Regions from separate parts of the Homo sapiens genome. Here region 2 is linked to region 1. A link is a loop called in an ENCODE intact Hi-C map of the cell type or tissue named here. Cell type or tissue: pancreas. All regions are shown on one strand. Links, peaks and the distances in the headings refer to the core of each region. The heading gives the core; the rest is flanking DNA.

Evidence for each region. A loop is a pair of places that touch in the nucleus more often than their neighbours do. Peaks named below come from ENCODE experiments on the same cell type or tissue, not always from the same donor. Only the 100,000 strongest peaks of a DNase experiment are listed, where the experiment ranks them.
Region 2: it touches region 1 in a loop (4-fold over the local background); 100 of 110 quality-filtered maps call a loop at or near these places.

Annotation. Positions count from the first base shown.
Region 1 is chr16:1,912,012-1,928,415 of GRCh38, reverse strand. It overlaps HS3ST6 (heparan sulfate-glucosamine 3-sulfotransferase 6), which reads left to right and starts at 10,001. Exons shown (of 2, transcript NM_001009606.4): 1 at 10,001-10,505; 2 at 16,211-16,404. The coding sequence starts at 10,093. RefSeq lists enhancers at 7,214-7,508, 7,657-8,220, 8,221-8,782, 8,783-9,346, 9,347-9,908 and 1 more. In pancreas, for the core only: no CTCF peak of the experiment used is centred there; DNase peaks (open chromatin) are centred at 7,395, 8,855, 9,035, 9,665 and 1 weaker place; H3K27me3 peaks cover 867 bases.
Region 2 is chr16:1,858,965-1,871,828 of GRCh38, reverse strand. It overlaps MEIOB (meiosis specific with OB-fold), which reads left to right. Exons shown (of 14, transcript NM_001163560.3): 2 at 3,645-3,722; 3 at 5,994-6,051; 4 at 9,713-9,844; 5 at 11,354-11,426. The coding sequence starts at 3,654. Among named protein-coding and RNA genes, the nearest start is that of MEIOB, 6.8 kb to the left of the region's middle. In pancreas, for the core only: a CTCF peak has its summit at 8,018 (motif pointing left); no DNase peak of the experiment used is centred there.

The DNA of each region.
Region 1 (16,404 bases), core at 4,845-12,844:
GCCCGCATCACCTGAACCCAAACCCTTTCACCTGCACCTCCAGGCAAACCAGACCCCACTCTAGAAACACATCCTTGCATTCCTAGAGTTTGTTTTTCCTTCTTCTGTTTTGTCCTTCCACACGCATCACAACCCTTCTAGAAGCTTTTCTTGGGGGCTCTGCCCCAGTGGTCCTCTCCTTCCCCCACAGCAGGGGCCTGGGTGGGCCTCCTCTGTGCATGCAGACTGGGCCCCTGTTACCCTCTTGCAGGCCTCACCCATCCTAGGTCAAGGAGCTCCTCAAAGCCATCAACCACAGCACCTTCATCTCATTCTCTCTCTCTCTTTTTTTTTTTGAGATGGAGTCTTGCTCTGTCGCCCAGGCTGGAGTGCAGTGGCACAATCTCGGCTCACTGCAACCTCCGCCTCCCAGATTCAAGCGATTCTCCTGCCTCAGCCTCCTGAGTAGCTGGGATTACAGGCGCGCGCCATCACGCCGGCTAATTTTTGTATTTTTAGTAGAGAGGGGGTTTCACCATGTTCGCCAGGATGGTCTTGGTCTCTTGACCTCGTGATCTGCCTGCCTTGGCCTCCCAAAGTGCTGGGATTACAGGCGTGAGCCACCATGCCCAGTCTTTTTTTTTTTTTTTTTTTTTTGAGATGGAGTCTTGCTCTTTTGCCCAGGCTGGAGTACAGTGGCACAATCTCGGCTCACTGCAACCTGTGCCTCCCCCGGGTTCAAGTGATTCTTCTGCCTCAGCATCTCGAGTAGCTGGGACTACAGGCATGCACCACTACATCCAGCTAATTTTTTTTTTTTTGTATTTTTATCAGAGATGGGGTTCGCCATGTTGACCAGGCTGGTCTTGAACTCCTGACCTTAGGTGATCCGCCTGCCTCAGCCTCCCAAAGTACTGGGATTACAGGCATGAGCCTCCACACTCAGCCCCAAATATATTTTAAGTGTCTCCTTTTCTCTATCACCAATGCCACCTCCCCAGCCCAAGGCTCAGTCATTCCTCACCTTCAGTACTGTGATAACCTGGTTTAGAACCTAGTTGATTCGGGCCAGGCGCAGTAGTTCGGTCTCCCAAAGTGCTGGGATTACAGGCGTGAGCCACCATGTCTGGCCCTCATTCTGTTTCTTAAATGCTGAGCCCTCGGGGTGCTGCGTACGGCAGCAGCAGATGAAGAAATGTTCACCCACTCACACCACCTGCTCCGTACTCCCCTTCAGGGTTGCACAATCTTGGGAGGGGTGCCAGATGTGTACCCCACATCTACATGGATGTGTTGGCGGTCTGGGGAATGCAGGGTCCTCAAGCCACCTATCACCCTCTCCAGGGCCTGGGCACTAAGGCTGTGGTTAACAGAGCTTGGGGTAAGAAGCCCTGGGAAGAAGGTTGGTGGGGCTTCAGTGACAGAGGGCCAGGAGGCGGCTGGGGAGGGGCTCAGGGTTACCTGTGGATAAGCTTTCTCCACTTCCAACCCCTCACGGCCCTCCACTCCCTGTCTCCTTGTAAAACCTTGGAGGTTATTCATGGTTCAGCCCCTGACTTCCTGTCTTACCGAGTTTCATCTCCAGGACATTTATAAGCTACTCTTGGCTTCGAAGGGTTTGGTGGCTGCAATGCAGGAGAGGGGAGGAGAGGGTGGCCAGAACCAGGTGGGCTGGGTGCCAGGACCCCTGGGGTCTGCTTCCAGCCATGGACTAGGCCTGCTGGCCCTGGGCTTCCCCTTCCACCTCAACTCCATGGCCTTTTTGGTCTCGAAGTCTCTCTCGGAGTATGATTCTTTGCTGGGCCCCAGAACTCCAAGCCGGGGAGCCCCTGGTGTGTATCCAGGTCTAAGGCGAGGGAGGGCAACTGGAGTCAGAGAGAGGACAGCAGTGACCAGCCTGGGAGATGAGGGATGGAGTCCTGGCTCTCGGCCAGAGGGGTGGGGGGAGGGGGAGGGGTTGACTTTGAAGGCTGTGAAGCCTAAGAGGGGCGAGGCAGGGGTGGGGGTTGGGAAGAGGAATTTAGAGCTCTCGGCCTGACTGCAGGTTCTGAGTCCTCCTGAGCGTTGAACCGAGTAAGACAGGCCACATGCCTGTCTGGTCCACTGCGGGGGTGAGGTGCTGCCCCCGGAAGTAGGGCAAATGGAGGTGCCCTTGCTGGGGATCCTGTCTGCTGGCCAGGGGGGACTAACTCTTCAAAAGGGGCTTACAGGCAGGCGCGCACGGTGGCTCGTGCCTGTAATCCCAGCACTTTGGGAGGCCGAGGCAGACGGATCACCTGAGGTCATGAGATCGAGACCATCCTGGCCAACATGGTGAAACCCCATCTCTACTAAAAATACAAAAAATTAGCTGGACATGGTGGCACATGCCTGTAATCCCAGCTACTCGGGAGGCTGAGGCAGGAGATTCACTTGAACCTGGAAGGCGGAGGTTGCAGTGAGCCGAGATCGCGCCATTGCACTCAAGCCTGGGCAACAGAGCGAGACTCCCTCTCAAAAACAAACAAACAAACAAAAAACAGAAGGGGGCTTACAGGCTCCAAAAGTGGTGTGGGGTGTCACTTGGGGCTTTCCACACTGTGTGAAGGTGCCTGGGGCCTGGCTGCAGGCCTCTGAACCCCCCTCCACCTGTGCCCACGTGCACACTCACAGAAGATGTGTACACTCACCAGGGTCCACAGACAGGCACACAGAGTCCCATCTCCTGTGCAGCGCATGGGACTCCTGGGCCTGTGTCCAGTCCCCTTGCTCCTGACGAACATGCTCCTGGTGGCCTTCCAGTCCATGGAGACCATCGACAGGGCTGGACAGACCTGGCCACAGAGGACTCTCTTGGGGTTGATTGAACGCTGCTCTGCCCTCCCCACAGGGCTGGGAGACTTCCATGCCCAAAGGCCTGGCTTAGGGCTATGAAACTGGAGGAGGTGGGGCTGGGGGAGGGCAAGGAGAGCCCTGTTTCTGTGGGACCCTCCTCTTGTCCTGTTCAGATCCACCCTGGAGATAGAGGCACAAATGGGACTACCAGCCTGGAAGAAGGATTGCTACATTGTTTTTTGTTTTGTTTTTTTGGAGACAGTGTCTAGCTCTGTCACCCAGGCTGGAGTGCAATGGTGCAATCTTGGCTTATTGCAACCTCTGCCTCCCAGGTTCAAGCGATTCTCCTGCCTCAGCCTCCCAAGGGGCTGGGATTACATGCACGAGCCACTGTGCCCAGCTAATTTTTGTATTTTTAGTAGAGACGGGGTTTCGCCATGTTGGCCAGGTTGGTCTTGAACTCTCGACCTCAGATGATCACCCGCCTCAGCCTCCCAAAGTACTGGGATTACAGGTGTGAGCCACTGTGCCCGGCCTGATTGCTACATTTTTATAAATTGAACTGGCCAGGCTGGTGGGCAAGAGGCAGTTTGCAGGGCCCAGTTATTCATGGAGGTTGGGGGAGGGAACAGGAAAGAGTAGCAAATCGCCTTCTCTCTGTGCTGATTCCTCCAGGAAGACCCAAGGGAGAGGATTGAGGGTGGCTGGAAGCAGGCTGGGGCCACCCCTCTGCAGGAGAGGATTCTGGCTCCTCTGGCAAACCCTGCAACCCCAGGCAGGCTCCCAGCAGGCAGGGGACTGAAGACAGTGGGGAAGCGTCCTTCCCGATGCTGGGAATCTGGTCTGCCTTGGCAAATCCTGGGAAGCCCCACAACCCTTCTCTGTCACAGTGTCCCTGGGTCACCAGGAACAAGATCCAGGGTTCGGCAAGCCAGGCTTGCTTGCCACCGTGAGGCCAGTGATGCCTTTGTGCTCCAGCCTTGTCTGCAGGGAAGACGGAATTATGAGATAGGTCCTCAGTTTCCCCAGCGCGGGAGCAGCCTCCGAGCACCCCTTCTGTGGCCCCTGCCGCACGTTCTCTGGGTCCTTGTCGTAAAGAACATTCACCAAGCACTTAGGAGCTGGGTACAAAGGGAGGTGGGGGTGAGTGTCAACTTTGTTTAATACAGTAGGGAAGTGAGGATCACAGGCCTGGACTCCTGCTAAGGTCACCCGCTAGGAGGGGGCAGAGCTGGCTGGTTTTTTTTGAGATTGGGTCTTGCTCTGTGGCCCAAGCTGGAGTGCAGTGGTGCAATTATAGTTCACTGCAGCCTTGACCTCCTGGGCTCAAGAGTTCCTCCCACCTCAGCCTCCTGAGTAGCTGGGACCGCGGGTGTGCACCACCATGCCTGGCCAATTAAAATAGTTTTTTTTCTTTAGAGATGAGATCTCCCTATGTTGCCCAAGCAGGTGTCAAACTCCTGGGCTCAAGTAATCCTTCTACCTCAGCTTCCCAAAGTGCTGGAATTACAAGCGTGAGCCACCACGCCCGGCCACAGTGCTGGCCTTGAATCAGCCTTGAAGGTCCCTACAGCCTTTGCTGTTACCGTTGCCCCATCCTAGCAAGGGGCTCCTGCCCCGCCTCGGTCCCCACCAGGGTGAACTGGGAACAGCGGGCCCTCGGGGAGGGTAGGATGGGGGACTGGCCTCTCTGAGGGGCCCCTCCCTGGGAGGGAACCACATCCTTTATGAGCTCGGGCAAATCAGGCATCTGAAGTGGAAAAACCCCACACAAATCAAGGACAGCTGGGCCCGCCCTCTGGCGGCAGCCCCCTCCGCTTGCTCCCCTCGCAGGAATCCTGGCAGGAGGCACGGAGCGGGGCAGAGCCAGTCTCAGGGATGAAGGGTGTGGTTCTCAGGGAGGGAGTTCCTGGAGCTCCTCCTGGCTGTGTGAAATCTACCCTAGCTGTCTTCGGCGGAGGGCGGGGCCGCTAATCACTTTCCAGAGTGGGGCCGCGGTCCTGCCCTCGCTTGTGAGGGCCCAGGCTGGGGCTGCCCACCCCGGGGAGGGGACAGACTGGGAAAGAGGTGGAGAGGGGTGTCAGGGAGGGACACACACAGACACACACACACAGTCACTTAGTTGCTCAACAAACATGAGCTGTCATCCTGGTCAGGCGTGGAGCCACAAAAGGGATCAAGACTGACCCCGTCTCTGCCCTTGTAGAGATCATGGGTAGGTGGAGACAGGGATCAAAATCACCCACAAAGAAATAGTTACAGACTGTGAAGGGGGCACAAATGTAGCCAGGACGCTGGTTGAGGATCTGACGCCGGGCAGGGCATTCCTCCTAGCACGGCCTTGCTCCCCAGGACTCCCCACCTCTTCCCCTCTCCATCCCCTCCTGCCCTGGCCCTCCTTGTCACCTCTCCAAGGGACAACGTTTACTGGGCCCAGCAGCTGGGGCAGCACAGCCCATCTCCCCTCCCAGATCCTCTCCTCCCAGCCACTACATCAGGCCGACCATCCACATGTTCGTCAGCTGGAGGGTGGACAGACCATCTGCCTGGCTGTCTGGCTTATACAGGGGTCAAGATGAGCTCGGGCAGTGTGGACCCTCAAAACCCCTGGGGCCTTGGGAGATCCGGCTAGGCAGAAGGAACTTGTTGATGTCTGTTTCTTGGCGGAGGAGGACATTCAGACAGAGAGCAGGAGGCGAGGGACCCTCTCAGGGTGCAGGGACAGCCCACACCCTTTGTCCCTACAGTCTGGTTGCTCAGGTGTCCTGGGGCAGAGGGAAGGAAGTTTGTGTGTGAGGAGCATGGAGAAGAAGTTCCTGAAATTATCAGATTTAACCTTCATAAGGCACTCAACACAGAGTTACCATATGATTGAGCAATTTCACTCCTAGGTATATTCCCTAGAGACATGAAACGTATGTCCACTCAAAACCGTATACCTGAATGTTCATGGCAGCGTTATTCATAAGAACCCCGCAGTGGAAACAACCTAGATGTCCATCAACGAATGAGGGAATCAACAAAAGGTGGTCCATCCATACGATGGAGTATTACTCAGTCAGGAAGAGGAAGGAGGTACTGGCACATGCCACAGTGTTGATGAACCTGGAGAACATGCTGAGTAAGAGACCCAGACACAAAAGGACGAACATTGTATGATTCTCTTTTTTTTTTTTCATTTTAGAGATGGTGTCTCACTCTGTCTCCCAGGCTGGAGTGGAATGGTGCAATTTCAGCTTCACTGCAACCTCTGCCTCCCGGGTTCAAGGGTTTCTTGTGCCTCAGCCTCCCGAGTAGCTGGGACTACAGGCGTGCACCACCACACCTGGCTAATTTATTATTATTATTATTTGAGATGGAGTTTTGCTGTTGTTGCCCAGGCTGGAGTGCAATCGCGCGATCTCGGCTCACCACAACCTCTGCCTCCCGGGTTCAAGCCATTCTCCTTCCTCAGCCTCCCAAGTAGCTGAGATTACAGGCATGCACCACCACACCCAGCTAATTTTTTGTATTTTTAGTAGAGACAGGGTTTCTTCATGTTGGTCAGGCTGGTCTCGAACTCTCAACCTCAGGTGATCTGCCCACCTCGGCCTCCCAAAGTGCTGGGATTACAAGTGTAAGCCATGGCGCCTGGCCCACACCTGGCTAATTTATGTATTTTTGGTAGAGACAGGGTTTCACCATGTTGGCCAGGCTGGTCTCGAACTCCTGACCTCAAGTGATCCACCTGCCTTGGCCTCCCAAAATGCTGGGATTACAGGCATGAGCCACTGTGACTGGCCATATTTCTTTCTTTCTTTCTTTCTGTTTTAGAGATGGGCTCTCACTCTGTCGCCCAGGCTGGAATGCAGTGGTATGATCATGGCTCACTGCAGCCTCGTACTCCTGGGCTCAAGCGATCCTCCCACCTCAGCCTCCTGAGTAAGCTAGGACTATAGGTGCATACCATCACGCTTGGCAAATTTTGAAATTTTTTGTAGAGACTGGTACTCCCTATGTTGCCCAGGCTGGTTTTGAATTCCCCGCCTCAAGTGAACCTCCTGCCTCAGACTTCCAAAGTGCTGGGACTACTGGTGTGCGCCACTGTGCCTGGCTAAATTTAAAATATTTTGTACAGACGGGGTTCTCGCTTTGTTGCCCAGGTTGGTCTTGAACTCCTGGCTTCAAGCAATGATTCTCTTTTTGTGAAATGTCCAGAATAGGCAAACCCATAGAGACAGAAAGTAGATTCGTGGTTGCCAGGGGCTGTGGGAAGGGGAGAAGAGGGCGTCATTGCTAATGGACACAGGATTTCTTTTTGGGGTGATAGAAATGTTCTAAAATTGATTGTGATTGCACGACTATGAATATACTGAAAACCATTGATTTGCATGCGACAAATGGCTGGATTGAGTGGTGTGTGAATTACATCACAATAAAGCTGTTACTCTTCAGAGACTCATGCGAGTCATGACTGAGGTCTTCATTTTACAAAGGAGGGTCTGGTGGCTCAGAGTTGGTGGGAGCCTGAGGAGGAGGCGGGGCTGGACCAGCCTCAGGCCAGACTCTAAGCCCCGCCCCTGTTCCCGCAGGGCCTTAAGCTCCACCCCATCCTCTACTGCCCGGGCTCTCTGCTGCTGAGCCTTCACCCACACGGTTCCTTGGCCTGGAATGCTGTTCTCCTCGTCTTCACCTGGCCGTCACCTCCAGAAAGCCTTCCCGACCTCTCCTCCCACGTATACCCTTCCACTGAGCGACATTAATGGAATGTCCACTGCGTGCCAGGCTCTGTTAGGTGCTGGGGATCCACTGGTGAATGAACAGCCCCAGTGCTGCCATCCTGGGCGCCCCGAGGTGTGTAGCCACCGTCAGCCGAGTGCCTGATGGAGGGAGGGGTCAGCTTCCAGGAGAACCCTCCGAGCCGACTCCTGGTCCCTGCATCTCTCTCTCCCTGTCCCCAGTCCATTCCACATCCTGCTGTTCTGCGTTCTGGTCAATTCCTCCTGGAAAGTCCTTCTGCCCTCAGCGGGGACTAAGGATAAAGCATCCAGCAGAGAGACGGCAGCGGAAAGGCCAGGAGATGGAAATGACCATGCTGGGCTGGGCAGGGGGCTGGAGGAGCCATCACGGAACCAGTGCTGGAATTTCAAGTCCTGAGTAGGGACTGCTGAGACCGTGGGGATGGCTGAGACTGTGGGGACGGCTGAGACCGTGGGGATGGCTGAGACCGTGGGGACTGCTGAACCTGTGGGGACTCCTGAGACCGTGGGAACAGCTGAGACCGTGGGGACTCAGACCGTGGGGACGGCTGAGACCGTGGGGACTCCTGAGACCGTGGGGATGGCTGAGACCGTGGGGGCTCCTGAGACCGTGGGGACTGCTGAGACCGTGGGGACTCCTGAGACCGTGGGGATGGCTGAGACCGTGGGGGCTCCTGAGACCGTGGGGACTGCTGAGACCGTGGGGACGGCTGAGACCGTGGGGACTCCTGAGACCCTGGGGACGGCTGAGACCATGGGGACGGCTGAGACCGTGGGGACTCCTGAGACCCTGGGGACAGCTGAGACCATGGGGATGCTGAGACCGTGGGGACTCCTGAGACCGTGAGGACTCCTGAGACCGTGGGGACTGCTGAGACTGTGGGGTGGATGCTGCAGGGTGGGACCCCAGCCCCCACCCCGAGCCAGCCCGTTGGGAACAATACCGTTTCAAGCTAGACCAGAAGAAGAATTTCCTGTGACCCAGCATAAGCCAGCATGCTCTCCTCGCATTGTGCCCGCTGCCTGCCCACGGGGCTCCTGCAGAGGCTTGCCCAGATGAGCAGGTGCAGCCCGCATGTCTGGAGCCGGGGCTGGGGGACTGGTCAGTGGTCTTCACCCCGTCAGCCCCGTGTGGCCCCCTCTGGCCAGGGCTGCTGCTGGGTAGGAGCTCCGGAATGTCTGTGGGTCGTGGAGGCCTTCGGCCCCTTGAGGCAGCCCGGCTGCTGGGACTTGTCCAGATGCCATCAGGGCTGGAACGGCTCATTAACGCAGCAGAGCCCAGGACAGGGGCCGCAAGCCCTTGGCTGGGAAGAGGCTGGGCCTCTGCCGGGAGCCTGTGCCGTGCCTGCCTGGCGCCAGCCCTGTGGCCAGGAAGGCTGGGGCAGAGGTGGAGAGAGGACCCGGGTCTCATACCACCTTTGCCTTCGGATGGGGCAAGTTGCTCGCCCTCTCTGAGCCCGGCTCGCCTCCCCTGCCTTCCCTGCAGGCTGCTGCTGGGCGTTGGGGATGTGAAGTTCCCGCAGTGTCTAGCGGCCCCCGCAGGTCCCACCCGAGAGGCCCCTGAATCTCACGCCCCTCAGAGGCAGCCCCTGGGGGAGGTCCTGGGCTCCTTCTCTTCCCCAGCACAGGGGTCCCTGAGTCCTTTGTACTCCAGTGGGGTCCACTTTGCCAGCTTCCGAAATGCATCACTGATGTCTCTGGGCAGTGCCAGGTGGACCAAGGCTGGGCAGATGGGGTGACTTAGTAGACAGAGTATGTCTCAGGCCTGAATTCAGTTCACCACTGGGCCCCTGGGAGGGAAACCTATTTTCTCTGAGCCTGTCCCCTCCATTCTAAAACAGTAACCAGAGGTGACTTGACCTCTCAGCGGCCAGGCTGTGACCCGATGTGTGACTGTCAGCTGGGAGTGCAGGACGCACGCCATTCCCGGCCGCAGACTCCCCCCACACGTTCTGGGATCCCTCTCTGCACACTAGGGTGCTGTCCCGGCCTCTTTCTCCCTTGGCAGGCCGAGTGCCCGGATCGACGCTTTTCCTGGGTCCCCTTGGCCTGGCGATGAGGCTCCCGCTCCTGCAGGCCAAGGCTTGGCCTATGCACCTGCCGCGCACGTCCCGGAGTGGGGTGGGGGGGGAAGGGGATCGGTCTTCAAACAGAGGGTCCCGAGGCCCGCGCGCCGCCCTGTCCCTGCCCTGCGTCCCGAACGGCCACCGCCGCCGCATCCTCCCCGCGCAGAGGTGAAGATGCCGGAGTCAAGCGAGCCAGGGCCTGGGATCTCGGAGCAGGAGCGTCCTGGTGGTCCCGGCAGCTCGAGTCGCGCCCGGGTGGTGGCGGCTGCCGGCGGGTCCAGCCCAGGCAGTGGCCTCGGAGGCGGAGTGGGCGGGGGAGGGGGAGGGGGGAGGGCGTCCAGACCCCGCCCCCGGTCCCGCCCCGCGCCCGCTCCCAGGCTGCGGGACCGCCGGGCGCAGAGCACAAGCCGGGCACCCACGGACTGAGCGGCGCGCGGGCCGAGATGCGCGCCCGCCTGCTGCCCCCGCTCCCGGGCCTGGAGCGGCGCGACCCCATGGCAGGTAGCGGCGGCCTGGGCGGCGGGGCCGGGGGCGGCCAGGGCGCAGGGGCCGGGCAAGGGGCCGCTCTGCGGGCGTCCCGCGCGCCGATGCTGCTCGTGGCCCTGGTGCTCGGCGCCTACTGCCTCTGCGCCCTCCCCGGCCGCTGCCCGCCGGCCGCCCGCGCCCCCGCGCCGGCCCCCGCGCCCTCCGAGCCGTCCAGCTCCGTCCACCGCCCGGGAGCACCCGGCCTGCCTTTGGCCAGCGGTCCCGGCCGCCGGCGCTTCCCGCAAGCGCTCATCGTTGGCGTGAAGAAGGGCGGCACGCGCGCCCTGCTGGAGTTTCTGCGGCTGCACCCCGACGTCCGCGCGCTGGGCTCTGAGCCCCACTTCTTCGACAGGTGCTACGAGCGCGGCCTCGCCTGGTACCGGTGAGCACCCTGGCCCGTCCGCCCTGACCGGCGCCTTCCTGGGGAGGGTATCGTGCGCCCCAGGGAGCAGCGGCACGATATCCTGCCTCCCAGGGAGCAGGGGTGCGCTCCGGGCAGTGGGGTTGGGACCGCCCTGTGGGGGCCCCAGGCTTGACCTGGGGTCCCGGCTCCGGAAGAAGGAATGATACTTGGCTAGGATTCCCTGAAACTTTGAAAACTGTGGGGAAAGCCCCGGTTCCGTTCTCTCTGCTGAGGGACCCAGCAGGACTGGGGGAGGCGGTGGCTTCCCAGCCCAGAGGTCGTTTCCAGCCCGTGGGATTACCTGGCAGCGTCAGAAATGCCTCTGCCGCCCGCTCACTCTGGGCACTCAGGTGTGACCGACCGCTGGCCAGGTACTGTAGAAAGGGGCCTCCAGGTTCCAGGCAGCCACCTAGAAAGCGTCCTTCCTCCCCAAGACCCCCGAGTCTGCGCACAGGAACCCTTGTTGGTGGTCCTGGGAGTCCGGAGAAAGTCTGGGCTTTGGAAAGGAGGAGACTGCCTTTAGGTGAGTGCCCAGGGTGAGTCCAGCCCCGTGCATGGGGCTCTGTGGCTGTCCTGCCTCTACCCAGGATGGACGTGGGGGTGCGGCAGCCTCAGCTGAAGCAGCCCGCGCTGGTGGCTGCTCATCCCCAAGCTTGGACCCAGCGCCTGCAGAGAGGACCCTGCCCAAGGCCAGTTGGGGAGTCAGTGGGGGTGGCAGGACCCAGACGCTTCTCCAGGTGCTCCAGTTTCTCCGTTCCCGATCCTCTGATCCTCTTCCTTCCCTGACGCCTACCCCTATTTGTTAACTTTGCCTTTTGTACTAAAACTACTCTTGGGTTTGGAGGGCAGGCAGGAAGGGGCTCCGTGAGAATAGGGTGGCTCGCTTCTGAGATCTGAAGGGCTGGTGCCAGTGTGGGGTGCTGGGGAAGTCAGGTGGTGGCTAGGGGACATGGAGTCCATCCCGGGGCTCACCTGGCTGAATTGGGCATCCTCAGCTCAGGCTCCAGGGAGAGACCTCACTCCCCTGACGGCAGGCAGGGGTCAGAATGCATCCCTAATCCCTGCTGCAGGGAGGAGGGTAGGAGGGGCTACCAAGCTAGAAGCTGGGGAGGAGGGGAGTGGCGAGACGGGGGAGGAGGGGAGAGGCGGGAGGGGGAAGGGGAGAAAGGGCTTTGGGTTAAGGATGCACAGTTAACTGGAGTAAACACTTCAGAGCCACCCCTGAGCCCCATGAGCTTTGACAGCAAGAGACTGGGGGTGGGATCTGAGCTGGGCCGTGAGGAGCCACAGGGGAAGCTAGGGTTGGGTTTAGCCCTAAAGGGTTCTGGAAGAGCCCAGGCTCCTGAGGCCAGTCCAGGCCCGCCCTGGGCATGTGTCCAGCGCTGGGGGATCAGTTTGGGGAGGATGAGAGGCAGCCAAGGCCAGGCCCAACTTGGGAGTCAGCTCCTTAGCCTGGGGGTGGGGTTCCGGGGACACTGACGTGCCCAGGGTTGGAGGGGGGTACAGGAGAGTGACTGCTCTGGTAGATTCTTGACGTCCTCATTTTTTAGAAGGGGGAGGGGTGGGTGTGGAGAATTCCAAGGGGTCAGTCCCGTGGCTTCTGCCTCATTAATCTGGTATTGTCCCTTGGACCAACTGTGCTGACCCCTCACTGGGCGGTGCAGAGCCAGTAGAGCTGGGCCTGCTGAGCTTCCGCATTGCAAGTGTCCTCATGCTCTCCGAGGGGCCGTGGCCACGTGGGGCTGGTGTGCTCCTAGGTGCCTGTGCCTCCGTCCTTTCAGCCTGCTAGGAGCCTGCAATGAGCCTCTGAAAGTTCTCACCCTGTCTCAGTTTCCCCAACTGCAAGGCAGCATTGTCTGCTCTTGAGACCCTGGACTGGGCCCCCAGTGCCTGCAAGCTCTGTTCTGGGTGCCGACGCGGGGAGGCGAGCAGAGTAACCAGGGCCCCCAGTTGAGTCTCCGGGCCACGGCTCCCACTGGGCTGTGACCGACCTAGTTCCAGGCGGTGACCCGGCCTTCCTGTGGCCTCGGCAGTTGGGTCCTGGATTGACTTTGGCCATAGGCCCTCCTTCCCTCCTCTCCACCGTCAGTCAGCTCATCCAGGCTCTTGAGGGGCCTCCCACTTGGGGACTGTAGCCCACTAGTGCCCCCGAGCTCAGCACATGCTCAGCCGTTCCCCCACTAGTGAAGCACCTGTGTCTGCCAGGTGTGGGGGTCACGCAGACTCCCCAAGGTCTCGATCTGGGAAGGGTGCCCTGTCTGGGGGCAAATGGGGGCTGTACTTTGACCATCATCTTTTAGAAAAGCAAGAGGAGGGTGGGGCACAGTGGCTCACGCCTGTAATCCCAGCCCTTTGGGAGGCTGAGGTGGGCAGATTACCTGAGGTCAGGAGTTTGAGACCAGCCTGACTAACATGGTGAAACCCCATCTCTACTAAAAATACAAAAATTAGCCAGGCGTGGTGATGGGTGCCTGTATTCCCAGCTACTTGGGAGGCTGAGGCAGGAGAATCGCTTGAACCCGGGAGGCAGAGGTTGTAGTGAGCTGAGATTGTGCCACTGCACTCCAGCCTGGGCGACAAGAGTCAGCTGGAGTGCAGCTCTGTCTCAAAAACAAACAAAACAAAAGAAAAGCAAGAGGAGGCAAGGAGCGGGGTGGGTAGGGGAACCCCTTAGTTCCTGGTTTGCAAGAGCAGTGGGTGCAGGGAGTGGGGTCTGAGTATGTAGTGGGGAAGAACCCGGTCTCCTGTGGGGGATGCAGTCCCCCTGCACTTTCTGGCTTTGGCATCTGCCAGGCCCTTTTGGCATCTGCGAGTCCCAGGCCTGAGGTGTGGGGCAGGAGGAGGGAGGCTGAGATGGAGGAGGGAGGGTCGCCCAGGGCTGGATGAAAGCCGCAGGGAAATGCACACCAGATGAGGTGGGCTCCACAAGGAGGGGGGCAGTCCTCAGAGCAACTTGTCAGATGTTTGTCACACGGGGGTCCAGTCCTGCTCCTCTCCCTCCTCCCCCGTCTCTCCCACCCTCATCCACACCTGGGCTAGGATAGGCTTCGGATGCCTGGGGAGGGAAAGTAATTGATCCCAAAGATCTCCGATCTCTGAGCTGGTTTGTGCAAGAGGGGGCCTCGAAAGCCCTTGCCGCCTGTCTGTGTTCCCACTCCCCTTCCACGGCAGGGGGTCCGGGAACCCCATCCCCCTACGGAGCTCCCTCTGACTCTTTGGAGAGAAGGCCTGGCAGGGTGAACTTTCCTGTTTTGGTGCTGGTCCCTCCAGCAGGCAGGAAGAGGAGGATATTCAGAGTCACTGGTGTGCCATCTGGGAAAGGAAAGGGGTGGGCTCCTGGTCTCGCTTGGTGCCTGGGGTCAGTATGCCCGAGACGGGAGGGAAGGGCCTGGGGCTTCCTTCCTGGCCGAGGGGAAAAGCAGGCAGTGACTTCTCATGAGGCCTGGGGTCTTTCCCCTCCCAGCACTGGCCTGGTTTCTCTCTATGGGCATCGTCAGCGAGGTCCCGTGGTGGGGGGTGGTGCCTCCCCTTCTTGACCTCTCTCAGGGACGGGGGTGCCCCTGAGCTGCCAGGCCTCAGACCTTGGTACCGCCACCACCCAAGGCCTCTGTGTTTGTCCCTGGGACGCTGGGTGCGGCTCCCACGCGGGTTCCAGCTGCAGGAGGTGGGGCGGGGAGTGCAGGGGCTCTGGGACTGACACCACCCTTCCAGGTGGGCTGGAAGGAGGCAGCCCTCCAGGGTGGGAAGAGGGAGGGCTGAGCCCCACGCTCATCCCCAGCACCCCTGCCCCTCCCAGTCTCCCTGTGGCTGCTTCTGAAGTGGCAGTGGGTGGGTGGAGGGAGTCCCAGCTCCCTCTGTCACCAAGACGGAGGAGGACTTGTCCGGTATCGTCTGTAGGCCAGCTCTGCCCAGGGCCTGGTTCTGCGGGGTGGGAAGGCTCCCGTGCCGCCCACCCCTACTCTGCACCGCTCATGGTGGGTGTTGTGGGGGAAGCCTGGATTCTCTCCCGCTGCCTCACACATCCTCCCTCCCACCTCCAGCGCTCTCCACCGAGCACCCCACTGCAGGGGTCTGTGCAGCTGCCTCTGGCCCAGCCTGCGTTTCCCTGGGGGTCTGAGCAGGAAAAGGGGACTCAGAACCTGCCTCCCAAGGGCTCAAGTCTGGGGCGGTCACTCCTGGCAGGTCAGCCTCCTGGCAGGGGCCGGTCCTGGGGCTGTCAGCAGGGGTGGGGGAAGCCCCCTCAGAGGGCAGGAGTCAGGGCTGGGCGTGACTGGCAAGGCATCCCCTCCCTAACACAGTCCCTGTGTTTCTATCGACCTAGTTCCCAGCCCTCCCCAGCTCTCCCTCCGAGCTGTTTGCTCAGCTGACCTACCACGCCCTGCCCTGCCCAACCTCACCCTGCACTACCTGGCTGGCAGGTGCTGCCCGGGGCACTGCTGGGGGTGCCTGGGCCTGCCCGGGCTGGGCACCCAGAATGGGCTCTCTGCCCAGGTGGGACAGTCCTGGGCTGTGGTCGGCTGATTCCCCCGGGACCTTGGGACTGGGTCAGTGCCCTCCTCTCCTGTGTCAGAATGAGGAGAATCTCAGAAAGGCCCCCTCCCTGGCCTGGCACCCTGGCAACCTGCAAGATCTAGGGGGCCACAGCGGCCCAGGGTCTTGGGAAGGATCCTCCGGCCGGCGCCGCCACGTCTCCGACTTTCCTCACATGTGCTGGGCTCTGCTGGTAACTTTTTGGCCTGCTGAGTCCAGGCCCAGGCTGATGAGAATTCACAGGGCTACAGTTAAAGACGGGGAGAGAGGCCAGCCGCAGTGGCTCACGTCTGTAATCCCAGCACTTTGGGAGGCTGAGGCAGGCGGATCACCTGAGGTCAGGAGTTCGAGACCAGCCTGGCCAACATGGCGAAACCCCGTCTCTACTAAAAATACAAAAATTAGCTGGGTGTGGTGGCGGGCACCTGTAATCCCAGCTACTCCGGGGGCTGAGGCAGGAAAATCGCTTGAACCCGGGAGGCAGAGGTTGCAGTGAGCCGAGATTGCACCACTACACTCCAGCCTGGGTGACAGAGCAAGACTCCGTCTCAAAAAATAAATAAAGATGGGAAGAGATGTAATTACATCAGGGGAGGGAGGGAGCAGGGAGGACTACTTTTGGTTGAGGACACACTGTCAATAATTGGTGAAGGGCTGATTTAGGGGATGCTGTCAGCCACTGAGTGAACGGGTGACCTCAAGTGATCTAGGCGGGCGGGCCTCGGGGTACTTGGTCTGGGATGAGAAAGGAGCTGGGGGCAGCCTAGTTCCAGGAAAGTGTGGGTCCGGTGGGAGGGAGCTGGCTCTGGAAGCGAGGACGGCAGGGATTGCACAGGGAAGATATGTGGGTGGTGAGGAGCATTTGGGCCTCCCGACCAGCGACCGTCACCCTAATCCTCAGTGCAGCAGCAGGCGGGGCAGGCCGGCGGAACAGGCCGGGCTGCAGGCAGGTGCCGGGCTGGGCACCCTCACAGTCCATGTTCCAGGCTGCCCAGCCGCGCACGCTAGCAGGGGTGGGCCCGAGCAGGGAGGAAGACTTGCTCGCCCTGGAGGCCTGGGCTTCCCGGGCATAAGGGGGCCTTGGTCCCGGGCCCCTGGGGGCCGGTCTAGGGCTGGGGAGGCTCAGGCCCCCTCTCCTTGCACCCGTCCCGCAGGAGTCTGATGCCCCGAACCCTGGATGGGCAGATCACCATGGAGAAGACCCCCAGCTACTTCGTGACGCGAGAGGCCCCCCGCCGCATCCACGCCATGTCCCCGGACACGAAGCTGATCGTGGTGGTGCGGAACCCCGTGACCCGGGCCATCTCCGACTACGCCCAGACGCTCTCCAAGACCCCGGGCCTGCCCA
Region 2 (12,864 bases), core at 705-8,704, 52 kb after region 1:
CCACCATACCTGGCTAATTTTTTTTGTATTTTTAGTATAGACGGGGTTTCACCATGTTGGCCAAGCTGGTCTCAAATTCCTGACCTCGCGATCTGCCCACCTCAGGTGCAACCCCATCTCTACAAAAAATACAAAAATTAGCCAGGTGTGGTAGCAGGCTTCTGTAATCCCAGCTACTGTGGAGGCTGAACCAGGAGACTCGCTAGAACCCGGGAGGTGGAGGTTGCAGTGAACCAAGATCGCACCATTGCACTCCGGTCTGGGCAACAGAGCAAGACTCTGTCAAAAAAAAAAAAAAAAAAAAAAAAAGGGCCGGGCGCGGTGGCTCAAGCCTGTAATCCCAGCACTTTGGGAGGCCGAGGCGGGTGGATCACGAGGTCAGGAGATCGAGACCATCCTGGCTAACACGGTGAAACCCCGTCTCTACTAAAAATACAAAAAATTAGCCAGGCGTGGCGGCGAGTGCCTGTAGTCCCAGCTACTCGGGAGGCTGAGGCAGGAGAATGGCGTGAACCCGGGAGGCGGAGCTTGTAGTGAGCCGAGATTGCGCCACTGCGCTCCAGCCTGGGCGACAGAGCAAGACTCTGTCTCAAAAAACAAAACAAAACAAAATTGTAGGGTAAAAGAGACAGTAGTTGTTGAATGAAGTCATCTCTGAATTCTCAGATTGAGCTCTTTAGTTCATGTTAATTTTGTATCTGTTAAAGTGACCAGGTAGAGAAGCAAGTCATATTTTTTGTGGGCAGACACTAACGTCTATTACCATATACCTCTAACGGTAGCAGACAAATAAGGGAATTCAGAGAGATAATAGGATACCATGTCCCACCAAGAGATGCTAAGGGGTAAAAATGTGGAGAAATCCCTTGGTGTGTAGGTAGTTGTGTTTGTACAGAATATTCAGCCACTGAGTCAAATGTCTGACTCATCCTCTCGACTCACATGTCTGGCACTTTGGGCTGTAAATAAATATTAGTTGAATGGTTGAATGAGTGAATGAATTTGTCACAGTTCGGCAAGTGTTTTAGATAGTGACACTGCATTGTGAGCCACATCAGACCAGGCCAAAGAACGAATGAAAAACTTGACACAGCTTAATTCCCAAATGTTTCTTCTGGCACTGAAAGGCCTTGAATACAAAAACTGGTACATTGGATAATATTGACAAGCAGGGCCATCATTGACTGTGAGCCTGTGAACATCGAGGCATCTTGTATACACTGTTTCTACTTTTCACTGCCAGGTGGATGTTATCCACAATTTAAGGATGAGGAAATTAATGTTTAGTAATGTTAAAACACACGACTACAAACTAGTGGTGTTGCAATTCAAAATCATATTTGACTAACTCCACAGGCTGCCTGAAATTCAGGTGTCATGAGACACGTCCTTGAACTGGAGCGGGTGGGTGTGGGCATTCCCAGAGTTAAAGAGGCCCTGGATTATAAAGTGAAGTCAATCTGTTTGGTGTAGCTTACAATTTTTCTACAATAGAACCTTTTAGAGTGATGATGTTGAGGGACAAACCACCATTTCGTTCATCTGATATTTATGGTTTTCAGTTATGAAATACATACATAAAAATACGTAAGATGCCACCTCTGCCCTCATGTAGTTTTACTATGTAGAGGTGTGTTTAAAATCAATAATTTTCCCGGGCTGGGCTCAGTGGCTCACGCCTGTAATCCCAGCACTTTGGGAGGCTGATGCGGGTGGATCATCAGGTCAGGAGATCGAGACCATCCTGGCTAACACAGTGAAACCCCATCTCTACTAAAAATACAAAAAAATTAGCTGGGTGAGGTGACACATGCCTGTAGTCCCAGCTACTCGGGAGGCTGAGGCAGGAGAATCGCTTGAACCTGGGAGGTAGAGGTTGCAGTGAGCTGAGATCGTGCCACTGCACTCCATCCTGGGCGACAGAGCGAGACTCCGTCTCAAAAAAAAAAAAATCACTACCTTTCCCTTCACACAGTATAATCAAATGCTCAATATGAGGTGTTTACGTAGATTTTTGCTGTATTTTTTGAGGTAAGCTTGATGCTAATATATATTTAAATCCTTAAATGTCCCACTGAGGCCGGGCGTGGTGGCTCATGCCTGTAATCCCAGCACTTTGGGAGGCCGAGGTGGGCGGATCACGAGGTCAGGAGATGGAGACCATCCTGGCTAACACGGTGAAACCCCGTCTCTACTAAAAATGCAAAAACAAAATTAGCCAGGCGTGGTGGCAGGTGCCTGTAATCCCAGCTACTCGGGAGGCTGAGGTGGGAGAATGGCGTGAACCCAGGAGGTGGAGCTTGCAGTGAGCTGAGATTGCACCACTGCACTCCAGCCTAGGCAACAGAGTGAAACTCCATCTCAAAAAAAAAATGTCCTATTGAATCATCTTGCATGTAAAACTCTAAATTTGGCTGGGCTTGGTGGCTCACGCCTGTAATCCAGCACTTTGGGGGCGGCCGGATCACTTGAGATCAGGAGTTCAAGACCAGCCTGGCCAACATGGTGAAACCTCGTCTCTACTAAAAATACAAAAATTGGCTGGGCATGGTGGCAGGCGCCTGTAATCCCAGCTATTTGGGAGGCTGAGGCAGAAGAATCGCTTGAGCCTGGGAGGCGGATGTTGTGGTGAACTGAGATTGTGCCACTGCACTCCACCCTGGGGCACAGAGTGAGACTGATGTCTCAAAAAAAGAAAAAAAGTTAAAACAAAATTAAAAAATAAAATAAAACTAAATTTACATGGTGCTCAAAAACTACTAAATTTTACATGGTTTTAGAAATGAAAGTTAAAAATTGAAACCTATAATAGCTATATCATTCAAAATTATAAAAGGACATTCTGAACATGTTTTTTATAGGTTTAATCGATATTAATTTACATTTTACCATTATAATAAAAATTTTCCAAAGCAGTAAACTATCCAGTGCTTTCCTAAATAATATTTTATTTTATTTTATTTATTTATTCTTTGAGATGGAGTGTCGCTCTGTCATCCAGGCTGGAGTGCAGTGGTGCCATCTCAGCTCACTGCAAGCTCCGCCTCCCGGGTTCACGCCATTCTCCTGCCTCAGCCTCCCGAGTAGCTGGGCCTACAGGTGCCTGCCACCAAGCCCAGCTAATTTTTTGTATTTTTAGTAGAGACGGGGTTTCAGCATGTTAGCCGGGATGGTCTCGATCTCCTGACCCTGTGATCCGCCCTCCTCGGCCTCCAAAAGTGCTGGGATAATAGGCATGAGCCACCGCACCTGGCCAATAATATTTTATTTTATTTTATTTTATTTTGTTTTATTTATTTTTGAGACAGAGTCTCGCTCTGTTGCCCAGGCTGGAGTGCAGTAGTGCGATCTCGGCTCAGTGCAACCTCTGCCTCCCAGGTTCAAGCACTTCTTCCTGCCTCAGCCTCCTGAGTAGCTGGGATTACTGGTGCCCGCTACCACGTGAGGTTTCGCCATGATGGCCAGGCTGGTCTTGAACTCCTGACCTCAGGTGATCCATCCACTTCAGCCTCCCAAAGTGCTGGGATTACAGGTATGAGCCACCATGTCCGGCCCTAAATAAGATTTTAAACTCTTGGAATTTTTTAAATGATTTATTTCATTTATTCAATTTATATATCTAAATTATATTTTCTAAAATGCAGATTAAAAAAATGGCAAACTCCTTTGCAGCGAGGATTTTCACTACCCTTTCAGATCTGCAGACAAATATGGCTAATCTGGTAGGTTTCAATAATGTGGTGATTTGCTTACTGATGACATTTTATGTGATAACATTACATCAATGTTATTGATTCATTCAACACATGCTTTTATAATTGGCAAGTATATAGATACTCATTGCATTGGTATAATTGTTAGATATTAAGTATACCTAAATTTCTTTGTATTTATGCCACCTAGATGAAAATTAATCTTTGTGTGTAGAGTAGAAGATATGATTGTAGATTTGACTAGTAATTGTTCAAAATGATCAATAGATGTATTATTTTACTTAATATTTTATAAAGTGAAAAATTTAATAAATGCTCAAATTTAGCATTGTAAAATTAAACCAGGCCAGGCACAGTGGCTCATGTCTGTAATCCCAGCACTTTGGGAGGCTGAGGCAGCTGGATCACCTGAGGTTGGGAGTTTGAGACCAGCCTGATCAACATGGAGAAACCCCATCTCTACTAAAAATACAAAATTAGCTGGGTGTGGTGGCTCATGCCTGTAATCCCAGGTACTCAGGAGGCTGAGGCAGGAGAATCGCTTGAAGCCAGAAGGCGGTCTCAGTGAGCCGAGATCGCACCATTGCACTCCAGCCTGGGCAACAAGAGCAAAACTCTTCTGAAAAAAAAAAAAAAAAAAAAAAAAAAAAAAATTAAACCATTTTGTTCAGCAGTAGCAATTTTCTGACCAAATTATCCAATTTATGGTCTAAGTACTTGACATTATGCTGCTTTTATGATATAGGTTTATAACATGTGTGTTTTCTACAATGATGATGTGAAAATTGACTCTTTGAGTAGGAGTTATAGGGGAATTCAATGATTTTGAACACATCTCGACTGTTACTTACTTAAAAGAAAACTAAGTGGAATCATCTTATAAGTTAAAGAACTTATTGTAAAGCAGCTACCACACACCCTTACCTTCCCTGCCCCTGAGCACTCTGCTATTTATATTTTGCTTTTGCAAACTAGATTTCTTACAATGGGATACATTTACATATAACTTTAATAATTTAAAATTTTAAAATATTAAAAAATAACAATTGTTGTTATAGTTTTTCTTGAAAGGTAAACTATTTGCTAATAATGGTCTCTTCAGATAGAAAGTTTTACTCAACATTTCCATTAATTGGATTTTCCAACAAAATTCAGTGAGATCTGCAAGTATAAGGAATTGAAGAAATAATATCAATGTGTCTAAATAAGCAATAAAGCTAGCTAATAGCTCAGCTAGAATGTAGGAGTCTTAAAAGCCTGATTGTAATTTAAATGTCAAGATTATTGTAAGGTTAAAATCAGTTGCTGCAATTAGCAAAATAAGTTTAGTTTTTTTCCTTTCAGAAAAGGTATTCATTTTTATTTTTTATTATTTTTTTTTTATTTTTATTTTTTGCGATGGAGTCCTGCTCTGTTGCCCAGGCTGAAGTGCAATAGTGGGATCTAAGCTCACTGCAACCTGTGCCTCTGGGTTCAAGCGATTCTCCTGCCTCAGCCTCGCGAGTAGCTGGGATTACAGGCACCCACCACCACACCTGGCTAATTTTTTGTATTTTTAGTAGAGATGGAGTTTCACCATGTTGGTCAGACTGGTCTCAAACTCATGACCTCAGGTGACCCACCCGCCTCAGCCTCCCAGAGTGCTGGGATTACACGTGTGAGCCAACACACCCGGCCCATTTTTATTTCTTAAAACACATTTAAAATTTTTCTTCAGTAGTCACTAAAGAGAACATTAAACATTTTGAGGAGATGTTAATATCTCTAAGTTTTAAGATCTAGGACTTTAGAATTTAGATTTATTAGCAGCAAAATATAAGTTTTGTTACAGTCTAATTTATATTACTGTCCAGCATGTTTGGATTAAGAAGCTAAGTGATTTTATGTGGATTGTTAGAAAACCCTATATAAAGGAAAGCTTTGAAGACTGTGGCAAATTAAATTGCATTATACATGTGCTTTGGATGAATTCAGTAAGGATTGATAGCATAGGGCAGTTATTATGCTCCATCTGGTGATTGAAAATAAAGTAGAAATATGCTAAGTATTAAATGATTATATTTGTAATAGTAGTTAACTTTTGGATTACTTTATACTATTCCTTGTGGAATTGAACATTTATGAACTTCTTTTAGATGTTTGCCTGGAATAAATACATTTAAATGGTTCCTAGTCAGAAATGTTTGTTAGAGCCAGTAAAGTATAACAAGCCCATGAAATTAAATTTATCAAGTACATCTGTGTTTAATATTGGTCTTCTGTGACCTTTTTGTTTTTCAGAAAGTTATCGGTATAGTTATTGGGAAAACAGATGTCAAAGGCTTTCCAGACAGAAAAAGCTGAGTTCTGTTTAACTCTTGGTTTCATTTTTCATCAACTTTGGCTTATGACTACAACAAAGTATATTGAAGTGATTAATTTTTCTATGCCTGTTTAACTCCTTAAGAGCAATGGTCATGCTCTCTATTGGATGGTCAAGTACCTGATTCAAGGCTTTCTCTCTCCCTCCCTCCCACATTCTCTCTCTCTCTCTATATATATGTATACATACACACATATGTGTATATATGTTTATGTGTATACACACACGTGTGTATGTGTGTGCATGTGTATGTGTGTGTATGTGTGTACACGTGTGTGTATATATGTATATTTGAGTACATGTGTTCTCTCTTTTTTTTTTTGAGATGGAGGCTCGCTCTGTCACTCAGGCTGGAGTGCAATGGCACGATCTCGACTCACTGCAACCTCTGCCTCCTGGGTTCAATCGATTCTCCTGCTTCAACCTCCCGAGTAGCTGGAATTACAGGCACATGCCATCATGCCCAGCTAATTTTTGTATTTTTAGTAGAGATGGGGTTTCACCATTTTGGCCAGGCTGGTCTTGAACTCCTGACCTCAAGTGATCTCCCTGCCTCGGCCTCCCAAAGTGCTGGAATTACAGGTGTGAGCCACCATGCCCAGCCCCTGGTTGATTTAAAAAAAACAAAAATTTGTAGAGACAGAGTCTTGCTCTGTTGCCCAGGCTGGTCTCAAACTCCTGGGCTCAAGTGATCATCCCACCTCATCCTCCTAGAGTGATCAGATTACAGGCATGATGCTTTTATCTTTAAGGTAAATAACCAAGCTGTCATCTGGTACCCATATCATTTGTGCCTGCACTTTATTTCATCTTAACTAATTAGATCAGAAATACTAAATAAATAGTTTGAGGAAGTCTATATCTCCTTTTACCAAATTTCAGAAGGCATCACTTAAAATGTGTGAATTAGAAAAAAGTAGTTATTAAAATACTTGCTAAAATTATAAAAATGAAATACACGGTTTTTTGCCAGGCACAGTGGTCACGCCTGTAATCCCAGCAGTTTGGGAGGCTGAGGTGGGCGGATCACCTGAGGTCAGGAGTTTGGGACCAGCCTAACCAACATGTAGAAACCCCCTCTCTACTAAAAATACAAAATTAGTCAGGCATGGTGGCAGGCGCTTGTATTCCCAGCTACTCGGGAGGCTGAGGCAGGAGAATCGCTTGAACCTGGGAGGCGCAGGTTGCAGTGAGCCAAGATCACGCCATTGCACTCCAGCCTGGGCAGCAAGAGTGAAACTCTGTCTCAAAAAAAAAAAAAAAAAAGAAAAGAAAAAGAAATTCACAGTTTTTCACCTATCAGACTGTGAGGGAAGGAGAAAAACTTCTGTGTTGTTTGACTTCTTTTTATGATGACATCTGTGGTATTCCTTTTTTGGAAGAAGTATGCTTACTGACTTAAAACATTGTACATATAACATTATATTTGTATCAAAAATTCCAGCAGTACCAAAGGTCACAGATTTGAAAAGTGAAATTCCCCTTTCAGCTCCTCACTCTTGCCATCCTAGTCCTCTCCCCAGAGGTAAACACTAATAGACAGTTCAGAATATGTCTATAATTTACATGTATGTTGAGTTATATTACTTTTTTTAAAAATTTGAGATAGGGTCTTGCTCTGTCACTCAGCCTGGAGTGCAGCAATGTGAATACAGCTCACTGCAGCCTCAACCCTGGGCTCAAGTGGTCTTCCTGCCTCAGCCTCGCATGTAGCCCAGACAGGTCCATGCTACTATGCCTGAATAATTTTTGGAGTTTTTGTAGAGACAGAGGGTCTCACTTTGTTGCCCAGTCTCGAACTCCTTGGCTGAAGCAATCTTACCCCCTTGGCCTCCCAAGGTGCCGGGATTATAGGCAGGAGCAACTGCGCCCAGCCAGGTTGTAATTTTTAATTAGCAAAACCAATATGAAATTTCTATTTTGGAAAAAAAGTATTTGCTGACCCCTAGTGGTCCTCATTAAGTAGCACATAATTTGTTTTGAAATAACTTATTTTAATTATTTTTAAAATTTATTTTTTTTTTTTTTGAGACAGGGTCTCACTCTGTTCTTCCCCACCTCTACTAAAAAACCTTGTCTCATCAGGCACGGTGGCTCATGCCAGCACTTTGGGAGGCTGAGGCAGGCAGATCACGAGGTCAGGAGTTCGAGACCAGCATGGCCAACATGGTGAAACCCCGTCTCTACTAAAAGTACAAAATTAGCCAGGCATGGTGGCAGGCGCCTGTAGTCCCAGCTACTTGGGAGGGTGAGGCAGGAGAATTGCTTGAACCCAGGAGGCAGAGGTTGCTGTGAGCTGAGATCGCGCCATTGCACTCCAGCCTGGGTAACAAGAGCGAAACTCCGTCTCAAAAACAAACAAAAACGAAACCCGTTTTTACTAAAAAAAAAACAAAAAACAAAAATTAGCCTGGCATGGTGGTGTGCGTCTGTAGCCCCAGCTGCTCAGGAGGCTGAGTCCCAGCTGCTGGGAGGCAGGGGTTGCAGTGAGCCGAGAGATCGCGTCACTGAACTCCAGCCTGGGTGTACATTTCATGAACACCCTGAACTCATTCTTCCCAGGCTGGAGTGCAGTGGTGCATTCAAAGCTCACCGCACACTTAAACTGGGCTCAAGCAACCTTTCCTCCTCAGCCTCCCAAGTAGCTGAGACTAAAGATGAGTGCCACCACTAATTTTAAAATTTTCTGTAGAGATGGTGTCCTTCTATGTTGCCCAGGCTGGTTTTGAACTCCAGGCCTCAAGTGATTCTCCTACCTCACCTCCCAAAGTCCTGGGATCACAGGGGTAAGCTGTTGTGCCTGGCCAATTTTTATTTTTATTTTATTATTATTTATTTATTTATTTTTGAGACAAGAGTTTTTCTCTTGTCACCCAGGCTGGATCTCGGCTCACTGCAACCTCCGCCTCCTGGGTTCAAGCGATTCTCCTGCCTCAGCCTCCCGAGTAGCTGGGATTACAGGCGCCCACCACCACGCCTGGCTAAGTTTTGTATTTTTAGCAGAGACAGGGTTTCACCATGTTGGCCAGACTGGTCTTGAACTAACCTCAGGTGATCCACCCGCCTCGGGCTCCCAAAGTGTTAGGATTACAGGCGTGAGCCATTGCGCCCGGCCTATTTTTACTTTTATTTTTGGGACGGGGTCTTGCTCTGTTGCCCAGGCTGGAGAGCAGTGGGGCAATCACAGTTCGCTGAAGCCTTGAACTTTTGGGCTTAAGCAGTCATTCTGCTTCATCCTCCTAAGTAGCTGGGACTGAAATAACTATTTAGATCTGAATTATGACTTAGGTTGAAACAACAGTAAGAGAGAAAAGGAGAACCTAAGGTAATACCTGGATGGCTCAAGTTTACATGTTTTTCCCTCCAAATACACAGATCACCAGGGAAGGGAGCAAGGGGGCAACCTGTTACCACTTCAGCTTGAAATTCATAGAAGCATGTTATAGAATATACATCTGAAAGAACATTTTGTACTATGTATTTGAGTATTTTTATTATCATAATCAATAGTTATTTGATTAAACAAATAATCATTTGTTTATAATTGAAATGAAACTTTTCATGTAACACTTATCAAAAGGCAGAGAAGCGATTGAAACTCTTCATTTGAAAAATAAAAGCATTGGTTTTCCCTTAGATATTGGATCAGAAAGGTACACTTTCAGCTTCACCATTCGGGATTCACCAGCACATTTTGTAAATGCAGCTTCCTGGGGCAATGAAGATTACATCAAGTCTCTTTCTGACAGCTTTAGGGTTGGTGACTGTGGTAAGTTGGCATTGATTCTTAAACTTTTTCCATCATAGTGTTATTCCTGTGGTATGTTTATGGTAACTATACTGAAGGAGTTGAAATGAGACACAGTTCGTAATTCTCAAGAACTTTATCAGAAAAAGTCAAGTGTTAAGAGTATAATGCAGTGGGGCACGGTGGCTCATGCCTGTAATCCCAACACTTTGGGAGGCTGAGGTGGGTGGATTGCGTGAGTTCAGGAGTTCGAGACCAGCCTGAGCAACATGGCAAGACCCCATTTCTACAAAAAATTAGCTGGGTGTGGTGGCGTGGGCCTGTAGTACCAGCTACTAAGGAGGCTGAAGCAGGAGGGTGGCTTGAGCCCTGGAGGTGGAGGTTGCAGCGAGCCAACATCGTACCTCTGCACTCCAGCCTGAGTCACAGAGTAAGACCCTGTCTCAAAAAAAAAAAAAAAAAAAAAAAAAGACTGCAATGCGAGGCATTCAGAATGTTATTTGAAGCATACAAATGTGATAGTTATATTTTTACTAAATAACCTTACTGTCTTTGGTTTATTACATATTTCAATTTGCACCAACCCATTTTATTGTTATAATTGGTTATCTTTCTATAGACATATAATACAGCCACTGAATATATTTTGATAAAAGTTGACATTTGACCACTGAATAGATTTTGATAAAAACTGATATTTAAATTGTTAATGGGATTTTAAGGAACTTTACTTTTAGTTGAAATACCAAATCTTTTACATCTACTCACCCCAGTATCTCTTTGACAGAACAGCCTCATATAGTAGGAAGAACAGGAGACTTTGAAAACACAGAGGTCTAGATTCAAATCCCAGTTCCAACATTGACTTACATCATGGCTTTGAGAAAATTTCTTAATCTTGTTGGGTCTCAACTATGAAATAATACCTCATTAGGTTCTTGTAAATATTAAATGAGATGGTGTACCTAGTATAACGTGTGGAACTTAGTCACTCAACAGATAACTTTTATGAGCCCTAGCCTCATAAAAGGAACAAGAAAGCATGTATACTAGTTCTTCACGATAGAAAAAGAGAAAAGAGTAATGCAGGTAATGAAAACACTCCTCTTTAATACTGTGGTCTCAAGCAGCTGACTCCCCATACCGGTTATTTAGAACCTAATCATATATTGCCTTGTATTGTTAACTTTCAGGACAATGTATGGTATCTCTCTAGTTGAATAATAGGGTCATTGAACATATGGACTATGAAGGCAGAAAGCTTCACAAACTTCATAGGGCCCAGTATAGCTATAGACATCCCTTGAATAAATGCTGGAATATTAGTTACATATGGAGATAAAGATTTCAATTTTGACATCTCAGTATCAAAATATGTTATATGTTGATGATGGAGAAGATGAATGAGGTGAGGAATTTTTAAAGCCTAGAGTCGATGATGATCATAAATTAAACAGGATGTTATTTAGGATGTTAGTGTTTATCTTGTTACTGTTTTGTAATATCATCATACTTTGCCCTCTGTTTTAGTGATAATTGAAAATCCTCTGATCCAAAGAAAGGAAATAGAAAGAGAAGAAAAATTCAGCCCTGCAACTCCTAGGTAAGCATCTGTCTAGCACAGAGATTGTGCGAGAATGATCATTACTAATAATGTTGTATCAGATTAGCAGAGATCTTACTAAAAGTGTTCTGTTTCTATTTCAATAAAAATGAGGAGTTTAATTTTCTCTTACAAAATTCATCTTTGATTATGACATAATTTACTTTGATACAGAGTCACATGATAAATGGCTTTGGTTTTAGTACTTTGATTCTCATTCTTAGATTTACAAAAATTTGACTTTGTCATGTTAAAACTGAATGAGGAGAAAAGATAAACTTTGGAAATTACATCTGTCTTTTTTCATGTCAAGGTATCCTTCTACTCACAGGCTTACCATCTTAGGGCAGATTCCTTCGAAGCAGAGCTTGAGAGGAGGACTCTTGTGGGAGTGGTTGGTTGAGGGTGAGCTCTCAGGGGAACCCTGCGAGGATAGACCAGGAAGCAGCTGAGCAGAGAAGTGGGTTCACCTGGAGCCTCAGCAGGAGCCGGGAGGGAGCTCTGGAGTGGGAGTGGCCCCTTAGAGCAGTGCCCTGGCTGTAGTCCATCCACTCCCCAAACCCGCAGGATGGGGCGGGGCATCAGCTCAAAGGCGGGTCTGGCAGTTCTGGAGAGAAGGGTGTAGCTGTGCCCTGTACCAGCCTGTAAAGGGCTCTTGGTGGGCACAGCAGTCTACAGCATTTACACTCGCATCAACTGTGACCCGTTCCCACCTTCTTTTCTGACCTCATCTTATGCCAGACTCTCAAGCCTCATTTCTCTGTAGCCACAGTGAATTTCTTTATATTTCATGAACACCGTGAACTCATTCTGCACTAAGAACGTTTGTATTTCCTTTTATTTTTATTTTTTATTTTTTACTGAGACAGAGTCCCACTCTGTTGCCCAGGCTGGAGTGCAGTGGCACGATCTCGGCTCACTGTAACCTCTAACTCCTGGGTTCAAACCATTCTCCCACCTCAGCCTCCCAAGTAGCTGTGATTACAGGCACACGCCCCACACCCAGCTAATTTTTGTATTTTTAGTAGAGGCGGGGTTTTGCTATGTTGGCCAGGCTGGTGTCGAACTCCTGACCTCAAGTGATCCGCCCGCCTCGGCCTCCCAAAGGGCTGGGATTACAGGCGTGAGCCACCGCGCCTGGCCAAACTTTTGTATTTTCTATTCTCTCTCTGCATAGAACTTTCTCCCATCTGTTTGACTATTTGCTTCTTTGGGTTATTGACTCACAGCTTAAATGTCATCTTCTTCAACCTTCCCCATCTACTCTGTTTGTGGTAGCGCTAATGGTCAATTACTGGGATTTTGCCCTGGCTTTTGTCAGCATAACCCAAGTCACCGTCTGAGATTGTTTGATTCATTGTTCTTGGGTCTCCCCCTCACATATGTGAGCCTCATGAGATCAAAGGTCTTGTCTGCCTTCTTCACCACCATATCCCTT